2 separate regions of the Homo sapiens genome follow, and region 2 is linked to region 1. Evidence: chromatin loops called from intact Hi-C (ENCODE). Cell type or tissue: dorsolateral prefrontal cortex. All regions are shown on one strand.

Region 1 (5,000 bases):
CATTGAGGGTTCAGGCAGGGATGCCAGCGAGCCAGGCTTCTGGGGCCAGGTGAAGGCAGAGGCGGCGACTTGAGCAAATGAGCCTCCTTTGAAGGCACCGCACCCCCACCGAGGACACTGGGCCTGCTTCACGAAGCACGCGTGGGCGTGTTTGGATGAGCGCTGTGTGGCTCTGCAGCTCCGAGGAAACCGCATCAGACACCCCGACAGCTGGAGTGCCTCACCCTTTCAGTCTCCCTGGGATTCCAGGCCATTCTCTTCGGCCTGGCCTCTTCCTATTCACCCATCAGACCAGGCTCAAACCCACCTTGTCTTGTTCATGGTGCTGTAGGCTGGCATTAATTGTATGACAGAATGTTTATTCATATATATATTTTCCCACTAGACTCTGGTGCCAATAGGAAAGGGACACAATTCTACTTAGGTATTTAGTACTCCTGGTACATAGTAGGGCCTCTGTGGAGGCTTATGGAATTCAAATACCCATGGACCAGCCTTGGCCTCTTCTTTCTGGCCTTCAAAAGAAAGGCTTTGCGATAAGTTCTCCCTTAAAACAGAGAAGACCACGGTGCCGGGGTGGGGGTGGGGTGTGACCGTGTTCCTTGCCTATTTCCCTTACAACAGAGAAGACCACGGTGCCGGGGTGGGGGTGGGGTGTGACCGTGTTCCTTGCCTATTTCCCTTACAACAGAGAAGACCACGGTGCCGGGGTGGGGGTGGGGAGTGACCGTGTTCCTTGTCTATTTCCCTTAAAACAGAGAAGACCACGGTGCCGGGGTGGGGGTGGGGAGTGACCTCGTTCCTTGTCTATTTTAGGCTTTAGCCTAAAAATAGATGGGGATGGAGAGGGCTAGGGAGGGCAGGAGGGTCAGAAAACTCCTGAGGTTTCTGGTGGTAAATTGTGAGTACAACAATGGATCAAGAAGGTGACCCCAGAACCCTTGCTGTGTGCCCACTGGGGTACAGCTGGTGACCAGGAGGATGCTCAGGGCTGCCTGTGGGCTCCTGAGTGGAGAGACTTGAGGTTGACCAGTCCATTTCCACTAACTTTGTAGGATGCCTACCTTAGAGGACAAAGGAGGCTGGTGGCCTTCTCTGAGCAGGGCATTATGGTGGCCCCAAAAGGATCACAGGGCCCTTTCTGCCAGCCCCCAGGCCTGTACTTTGTAAGAACTGCAAATTGTGTCCTCATTGTCTGTGTGTATGTGTTTCAGTGTGTGTGTCTTTCTTCTTATCTCTTCATCATCTGGGTCACCTGCCCACCTCTGGACAAAGCTTGCATTTAAATATGGTGCCAGACAGTGACGTGATACAGTTAGCGGGTGATGCTTGCTGCTCTAATTTTGTCTGCTTTTGGGAACTCTGCAAAAATGCTCTTCCATCCCTCACTGGGAGCACTGCTGGACAAATGGTACTAAAGGGACCTGTACCTTGGGGGGCCCAGGTGACACCTGAGACCCTCTGTAGACAGCATGGCAGCCCTCCACTCTCTCGGCTCTCCTTCCTGAGGCTGGAGAACAGAGATCTCACGTTTGCAGAAGTCCTTTTAAAACAAAGTGCCAGAACAAGGATTTGACATCACCAGTGAGAAAAAATAAATTCATTTTTGCCCACACCTCCACTCCCCCGTCTGTTGGTGTCAGACTCTGATGGGTTGAAAGGCGGCACAAAGAGAAAGAGGGTAGGGAGATGATGGCAACTCGGGGAGATAATTGACTTCAGAAATGCTATGTCTTGGATGTAGGAAGAAAACAAGTGAAAATATGTTATTTTACAACCTTGATACTTCTGACCTCATGGAAAAAACATACACACACAGCGTAGGGTGAGCAGGTAGGCAGGAGGAAGGGTCCTAGCACGGGGTGCGGGCGCCCTCGCGTGGCCATGAGAAGTAGTGCCACACGCACACGTTCTCTTTCCCAGAGAAGCAGACGTGCTGCACAAGTGCTTGGCCACCGCCTACACTGAAACTGGAAAGAGCTCACTGAAAAGGAATGCAGTTCATAAAAAGTCTTCCTTCTCTACCCAAGACATTCTTGTCACTCCTAGGGCTGTCATTCTTGAAAAGGAGAGGCTGGTATAGTAGGAAGAAAGCTCAATCCTAAAGCTCAGTTTGGTGTTTGTGGCTTAGCGGCTGGACGTCCTTAGTGTGTCTTGGCTTGTCGCCTGTAAAGTGATCAGCATGACCTGGATGGTGCTTCTGCTTCCCTGCAGCTGGGATGCTCTGGCCTTGAGGATGCTGAAACACCAGAGAGCTGGCCACTCGCTGGTATCAGTCGGGCAAGCGAACTCTTTGTGTGGGATTGCTTCATTTCATTTGAAGTCATTCATTGCTATGATTGTAGTCTTTTTCTGGTTCCCATGAATCTGGTGTTGGCTCAGTGTAACAGAACCAGCCTTATTGTTCCCATTTGCAGTTACAAGAATATTGCCATTGTTATTTGCAAGCCTGATTTCCCTGTCTGGTTACCTGTAATGCTGCTTCTCTGAAATTCTCTGAAAGACAGAAAAACCTTCCCCGCGGGATATAGGTTATCAGGCACCTAAACTCATTGCAGCTCCAAGACATGCATGGATTAGGGACCAAGATGTGGGGCTCATAGTTTACAGAATTTGGTCTTATATTCTCCCTTTCATCTGGATCTTCATACAGCTACTCACTTGCTGCTAGAAAAGAAAGCTCCCAGTGTGCCAGATGGATTCCAAAGTCCCATTTCCTGCATTCATCCCACCATATTTGAAGACTCTTTTCTTTTCAAATGCTTAGCCCGGGTGAGCAGACCTCAACCTTCGCCTAGCACCCATCTTCCTGATCCTGCCTGAGCTTCCAGATCCCCAGTTCCATCTTTACTTTGGTTCTTGTATAAGACGAAGAGAGCATTTATCTTTTCTGTTTAAACCCTTGGGATATTTCTGTTTAGCAAGACAGCAATTTCGGGCAGCTACACTGTTTTATTAAGTATATTAAACAGCAGAGTAGCTCATCTGTTGTCGACTGGCTTTCTTGGCTCAAACCCAATATATCACGGGTGGTTTTCCCAACACATTTTTAAATTCTTATTACTGGCTAGGATATGATTTCACAAATGTTATTATAATAATTCATTAGTATCTTACATAACCAGTAATACAGACTGAACCTTTGCCAAATGCATTGTTATAACTTTTTGGAATGGTGGCCGCATTAATTAATCATTGCTTGTTGAGTGCCTACTATGAGCAAGAGAATTTGCATTTTTGTTCTTTCATTTCTCATGACAGCCCAATAAGGGAGGTAGGATTATCTCATTTTAACCAAAGGAGACTCTGAGGCCGAGGGAGGCTGAGCGGCTTACTCGAGTTCTCGCAGCTGCTATATCCTAGAGGAGACCAAATTCACACCCAGCTTGGACTCCAAAGCTTGTACATTTCTCATCATGTGACCCTCCACCCACAGACTGTCTGAGTACAAAATTCCACAGAGGGCCTTGACTTAGAAGACCCTCTGCCAGCATTTTGTCTGTGGTTTTGTGTGTCGTCTCAGATGAAGGTGACTCAAGACTTCAGGCAGAGGATGTTTTCCATTTAAATCCCCTAAAAGAAAATGGCCCTGTTTCTAGAAGAGAGAAAAGCCCAGACGTCTGCTTGACTTTGCTTCCAGGGGCAAGGACTGGGGTCCAGATCCATAATCTGGGAGAGTCTTTTATGGCTTTCACCTTTGGTGTTGAAGAGGACTGGCAAGCAAACCCCTTGGACCAATGGTTTCACCCTTGGAAACTTAGCTGGGTAGGTCCATGTCACCATGGGACTGGACTGACATTTAGCCAGATTTTGAAATGAGAGACTTGAACCTGAACCCTTGCTTTTCTCTTCTGGATAATTTGATTTTTAGCAAGAGGCTGTTGGAAGACACAAAGGTCCATTTTGTCTCAAAACAGGTGAACATAGGGAAGAGAAACTGAAAAGGGAGGCTTTGGGAGCACATAACTGTTTTCAGATATTTAAGTGCTGTTTGGTAGAAAAGGAATGAGATGTTTTCTGTATAATTACATAAAACAAAACCAAGACTGATGGACAGAAGTTATTTGGGAGCAATCTGTTCAATATAAAGGAAATTTTAAGGGTCTAAGCTACCCAAAGAAGTGAAGGGCTGCGTTGGAGTTTTTCTAGCACTGAGGGTGTGTGTATCTGTGTGTGTGTGTGTGTCTGTGCCTGTGTACATGCGTGTGCGGGGGTATGCCTGTGTGTGCGCATGCATGCGTGACTGTGAACCTGCATATGCACATAGTGGAGGGAGCACATAAGAGACAGAAGGTTTTATCAGACGACCTTCACAATTCCATATTTTCAGGAAGTCTATAATTAAATGTTTTAACATGGGCCTTCAGGCACCACAATTAGCCATTGGAGAGACAGATTTGCTCAAGAAGTCTGCCTGGTGCACTTTTTCTTCGTTGAAAATTTTAAACCTTCAAAAATGTAATAAAAGTAGTGTATTGAACAGCTTCCCTCCATATTTACTATGCACCTTCTAAGAACAAGGCGTCTTCTTCCACAGCCACAACACAAGGTATGAATTCCAGAGACTTAGCCCAGATCCACTTCAGCCTCTGGAGTAGTCTGAATAATGTCCGTTATTACAGTCGCCTCACGACGGACCTGTCCACTTAGCTGCGTTCTGTTGCCATATCTCTTTAGACTCTTCGTATCTGGAGCAGTGCTGTTGCCTTTGTCTTTCCTGACACTGACATTTTTGATGATGACAGACTGATTGGTAGTGTTGGGCACTTTTCAGATGTTGCCCAAATCACCAGCAGCTAGATCTGCCTCTGGCATCTAATACATATGGAAACCGCACGGTGGGATAGGAGGAACTCTGTGCCCTGGTGGCCTCAGGTCCCCGAGCCCTGCCCTGCTTGCAAGCACAACTTATGTGGGAGGCAGTGAGTGCCAGGAATGGATGCTCAAGGCCTGAAGTCTGTCCTGCCACTTCAGGCCATTTGAGTTTGCGCAGATCACCC
Region 2 (5,000 bases), 140 kb before region 1:
TTAAGTCTTCTGATAGGAGGGGAATTAACTGAAGCTTCTGCAATAAGCTGTTATTTTGGAGGGCAAGATAGGGAACGGCATTTCAGACAGAAGGAACCGCATGCACAGAAGTGTGGAGTCTGACAGCTCCTGCATTTCAAGTGCAGGGATTCCTCCAGGCTGTTTGCTGGGGAGAAAGGAAAGGTCATAGTCAGCCTGCAAGATCTGCTGCCTTCATGTATGTGTGTTGCTTGGTTTTTGGAGTAGTGGTGTTTGTGGTGATTTTCATTTATTGTAGTAAAATATACATAACATCAAATTTACCACTTTAACCATTTTAAACGTAAAATTTACTGGCATTAACTACGTTCACAGTGTTGCACAACTATTACAACCATCTCCAGAATTTTTTTTAAATCATCCCAAACAGAAAATACATCCCCATTAAACAAGAACTCCCCATTCTCCACCCCACTCCTCCAGCTCCTGGTAACTTTCTGTTTCTCTGAATTTGCCTATTCTAGGCATTTTATGGAAGTGAAATCATTCATTCGTCATTTTTAGCTGGCTTGTTTCATTTAGCGTAAGGTTTTCAAGATGTATCTATGTTGTAGCGGGTATCGGAACTCTACTCCTTTTTGTGGCTGAAAACTCCTCCAGTGTATGCATATATCACATTGTGATCACCCACTCCTCTGTCATAGACACTGGGTTGTTTCCACTTTGGGGCTACTGTGAATAATGCTGCTATGAGCACTGGTCTACATGTATCTGTTCAAGTCCCTGCTTTCTATTCCTTTAGGTGTATACCCAGAAGTGGAAGAGCAGGGTCAAATGGTAACTTGACGTTTCATTTATTTGAGGAACTGCTAAGCTGTCTTCCACAGCAACTGCACCATTGTACATTCTCACCAACAGTGTACAAGGGTTCTGGTTTCTCGACATCCTCAGTAGCACTGACTGTTTTCTATTTTTCTTTTTACATAACACATTCTAATGGGTGTGAAGCACTATCTTATTGTGGTTTTGATTTGCATTTCTCTAATGATCAGTGATGCTGAATGTTATTTTCATGTGTTTATGGCCTGGTATGTATCTTTTTTGGAGAAACGTCTATTCAAGTCCTTTCCTCTTTTTTAAGTTGAGTTTTTCATTGTTGTTTTGTTGTTGAATATATAAGTTGTGACTACCAGGAGATCTAGTATTGGAACAAAATGTCACCACTAAAGGTGCAGGCTTATTTTTGTTTAAGTTTAATAAAACACAGCTCTGCCTTGCTGAGATGTGAGACTGAAAAAAATATTTAAATAATTTTTATTGTTGTTGTTCTTGTTCTTGTTCTTATACATTTTCCTGAATAAGTGACTCTTCTAGACTCCCCCATGGCCAAAAGTAATAAAACTCATAGCAGAAGTGGGAATGGCAAGCTAAATAACAACCCAGGAAAACCACTGCAAAATCGTCTGCAGATGTAAATCATACTTTGTGAAAGCCATTGGATTAGAAACACATTATCCTTGTCTGATTCGCTCACACCCACATGTTCCTAGTAAGCGTCGAGCGTGATTTACACCCTGACATTTAAGGAACTGGGAAAGGGTGATGCTGCGCGGCCTTGATAAATGCCTTTCTCTGTGTCTGTTACACCAGCCCAGGAGAGAATGGGGTAGACGTCTCCATCACTGAAATGGGGGGCCTGGGCCTTCTGCTTAAATGGCTTCTCTGCCCAGCCCTGACTCAATCAGGAAAAGCAAAGTAGCTGCTTGGCCCAATGACTATAGCCCAGGATTGGAAGATCAGAATTTCTGGCTTCAAATCCTCACCTGCCCGTGTCATTGAGGTGGGCTTAGAGCATCCCTTCTGTGAAATGGGGGCAGGAGTCGTGGCTACAGGATTGTTTTATGCTTCCTGTGAAATAAGGCAGGTTCTACATGCATAGTCAATCTGCCAGGAAATACAGTTGGAGAGATAGATGCTGCAGGAGGAAAGAAAGCTCACAACAAGGGGAGAAGAGGCTACAAGCAGCCACGCAGACATTGAAAAACAAACCGCAGGTTTTGTCCAGCAACAAAAGCCAATGATATCTAAGAACTAGAAGTGTATTTGCTGTGTTTTCCCATAGATTTGAAGCCCCCTGTCCCACGACACAGTCTTCCCCACCCAGGGAGGGATCCAGGGACGCGTGTATTTCTCCGTTCACCTCTCATTCCTTACTGGGCCTTGGCATTTCCAGGCAGTGCTGCTCCATAAACACTCATCCTAATGGCTCCTCTGGGGTCTGGAGGGGGGCGGTTAGCTGCATTCGTGAATTCAGCATTCAGTCCCTCATATCCTTCAATTCAAGTGAACAGCTGGCAGTAGATAGTGATAGCAAGGAAAGAAGCCATCACTTTGTTGGATGTTTCCCTGAATAATAAGTGAACTGCTTACGACATTTCTGAGAGCATCCAAACAGCCATCACCCAGCCACGGCCACGACCAGGCTACTCAGCAGGGGGAGCAGCCTCTCTAGAGTTTGAAACATGGGTGAAGTGGAAGCTCTCCTGATGCTCATGGATATGAACACTAAGACATCAGACCAGACACACATGCACACATGCATGCACACACATGCACACACACACACGCACCCCACACACTTTAGAATTAAGTTTTAGTTATTAGCTTGTGAAGCATCCCTGAATCTTGGTCCCCTCCTCTTTAAGATGGGGGTAACACCTTACCAACGATCTCCTGGTAACATTAAATAGGGCAGGATGTGAGACAGTCTCTGGTACATCATAGGTTTTCAAAAATGTTTAGTCCTTTAGCTCCTCACCCAACATAAAAGAAAATCTTGCGCTTGTTCCTTTGCCCAGATAACAAACCTTATTCTGATATTTTGGGGACAGCACAGGACTGGAAGAAAAAAAGAAACTTTTCTAACCGTCACATTGATTTCCCTTTTGGGCACACAGAGCCATTACTGAAAAGTCACTTGCTGAAGTGGTTGTACTGTGGCCTCTTCAGGAAGGGGGATGTGCTAAGGCCAAGCCAGGCTGCTGGAGTGCCTGGAGCACAAAGCCCTTCTGAGCATGCTGAGCCCTTGATGACTGGCGTGGACTCGGCCCCCACTCCCTGCACAATCATGCAGCACAAATCCCTGTATTTTCAATGGAAGGAGCCGCTCCAGTGGCGCTGAAGAAAGATGGAAAAAATCCTTTTCTTGCAGGCAGGTTTGCTCTGCAACCACCACTGAAGGTGTTTTAAAATTCACCTTGAGTTTGCCTCTCAGGTCCTTGATGCTGCTCGCGGAGGGAAGGTAGACGAAGGAGGCTCGTTCGTCTGCGTGCCATTGTGTCTAGGGTGGTCCCGGGGACAGGTGTTAGCTCTCTGGGACAGCCAAAGGACGATGGGCCCTCAGCAGAAGGAGGACTTAATTAATCGGTGCATTGATTGCCTACTGTGAGTCAGGTGCTGTGCTAGTGGAGGCAGGGGAACAAGGCACTATCTTGTCTTCCGGCATCTTAAATTCTAGCCAAGGGTGTAAACAGTTATATGGCAATAAAAGAAATAAATAACAACTCAAATCAATAATATGGGAAATGTCACACTATACTCTGGTCCATGATTGAAACGGAGAGGACATTAGGGGCTATGGGAAGAGATCAGTTATTAGCTGCTTCCTGCAGGCCTCTGACCATAAAACAAGCAAATATTTCTAAGGACCCCTATGCTCATCGCCTCGTCTGATGCTATTTTGAAATTCTTGTCAGTCTGTTAACTGCTATACAAATGGCATAAAGGTTCTTATGAGAATCCCTGTCCCCTCCCATTCCAGGTGCACAGGCTTCACACTTAAGTCCTCAAAGGAAAGAAGGCAAACATTGCAATTACCCCAAGAGGAGCTTAGCATGCCACATGCTCTGTGTGTATCTCCCTTGGAACAGTTATCACAGAGCCTTGATTCTCACCTGCCTCCCTCATGGGACCACAGACTATTCAAAGAAAGGGCCTGGTCGAATCTGCTTCTGTAGCTTCTCCTTGGCCACCGCTTGGGATAATGACTGACACATAGAAACCACGCCGAAAACATGGTTGAACGAGTGCTTATAGAATGCTACTGACTTACTGTGTTGCCACTGGCATATAGGTCTGATATCCGTGGAAGAACTGCTAAGAGTGGACAATGTTTTGCCAGAAAGAATGAATGCTTCCTTGTCAAAAAGCCAGTATTGTAACAGAGGTGTGGGTTGGGTGGTTGGGTAGTAGCACTCACCTTATTTCCACTTTTCCTCAATAGAATAACTTGCGGGGTGGGGTCTGTGTTTAACCGTATCTTCCCTAAGGCAGTTCCAATAGGCAAATGGGTACTTGCACCCCAACAGCCATAGGAGGAGGGTTCTTGTTCTTGTTCAGGTTGGGCAGAAGAGATGGGCAGGGGTACAAGGTGGTAAAGTGCAAGGTACTTGTACCCCTAAAATTTCCCAAGCCTGCTATGTGAATGCTGTCCAGCCCTGATGGCAAATCAGAAAAGTGGATGCCCAGGAGAGAGCAAACCAATGGCACATGAGCAGACAGCACCAACAATGAGCGATTATTTGTGGAGCACGCATTACATTTACTCAGCATCACCCTGGTTACTGGGGGACATGCACATAGAGTATGGAGCCCACAGGTAGTAAGTGCTTTATTAGAGTTTGTTAAGTAAACATGTAATTACATAGAAGATAAACTAAAGTTTTTATTATTTTTATATGAAAGTTATCAAACATACAGAAAAGATGAAAGATTTTTACAGTTAAGACCCATAAACCCATCACTAGATTCTACAATTAACACTTAATTTAATTCTCTTTATCAGAAATTTACCTGCTACTCATCCATCAATCTGACACTTTTGATTGTATAAAGGTAGATTCTACTTGAGGAAACATGATGTATACGCATGAAACAATTACTCAGTATTTTCTAGGACAACGCTAAATAGTGAGACAGAGGCACACGTCTGGATGGAGTTAAGAAGGTGATCATCCGTGAGG

What was found. A loop is a pair of places that touch in the nucleus more often than their neighbours do. Peaks named below come from ENCODE experiments on the same cell type or tissue, not always from the same donor. Only the 100,000 strongest peaks of a DNase experiment are listed, where the experiment ranks them.
Region 2: a loop joins it to region 1, with 6 times the contacts of the local background. A loop is called at or near these places in 5 of 110 quality-filtered maps.

The regions. Positions count from the first base shown.
Region 1 is chr11:131,672,270-131,677,269 of GRCh38, forward strand. The region is part of intron 1 of NTM (neurotrimin); the gene reads left to right. Among named protein-coding and RNA genes, the nearest start is that of NTM-AS1, 11 kb to the left of the region's middle. RefSeq lists an enhancer at 1,746-2,040. In dorsolateral prefrontal cortex, a CTCF peak has its summit at 1,884 (motif pointing left); DNase peaks (open chromatin) are centred at 109, 1,892 and 2,226; H3K4me3 peaks cover 691 bases; H3K27ac peaks cover 2,703 bases.
Region 2 is chr11:131,531,792-131,536,791 of GRCh38, forward strand. The region is part of intron 1 of NTM (neurotrimin); the gene reads left to right. NTM-AS2 (NTM antisense RNA 2) reads right to left here. Exons shown (of 8, transcript NR_110140.1): 7 at 4,831-5,000; 8 at 2,066-4,368. Among named protein-coding and RNA genes, the nearest start is that of NTM-AS2, 6.6 kb to the right of the region's middle. In dorsolateral prefrontal cortex, a CTCF peak has its summit at 2,462 (motif pointing right); DNase peaks (open chromatin) are centred at 2,460 and 3,060; H3K27ac peaks cover 5,000 bases.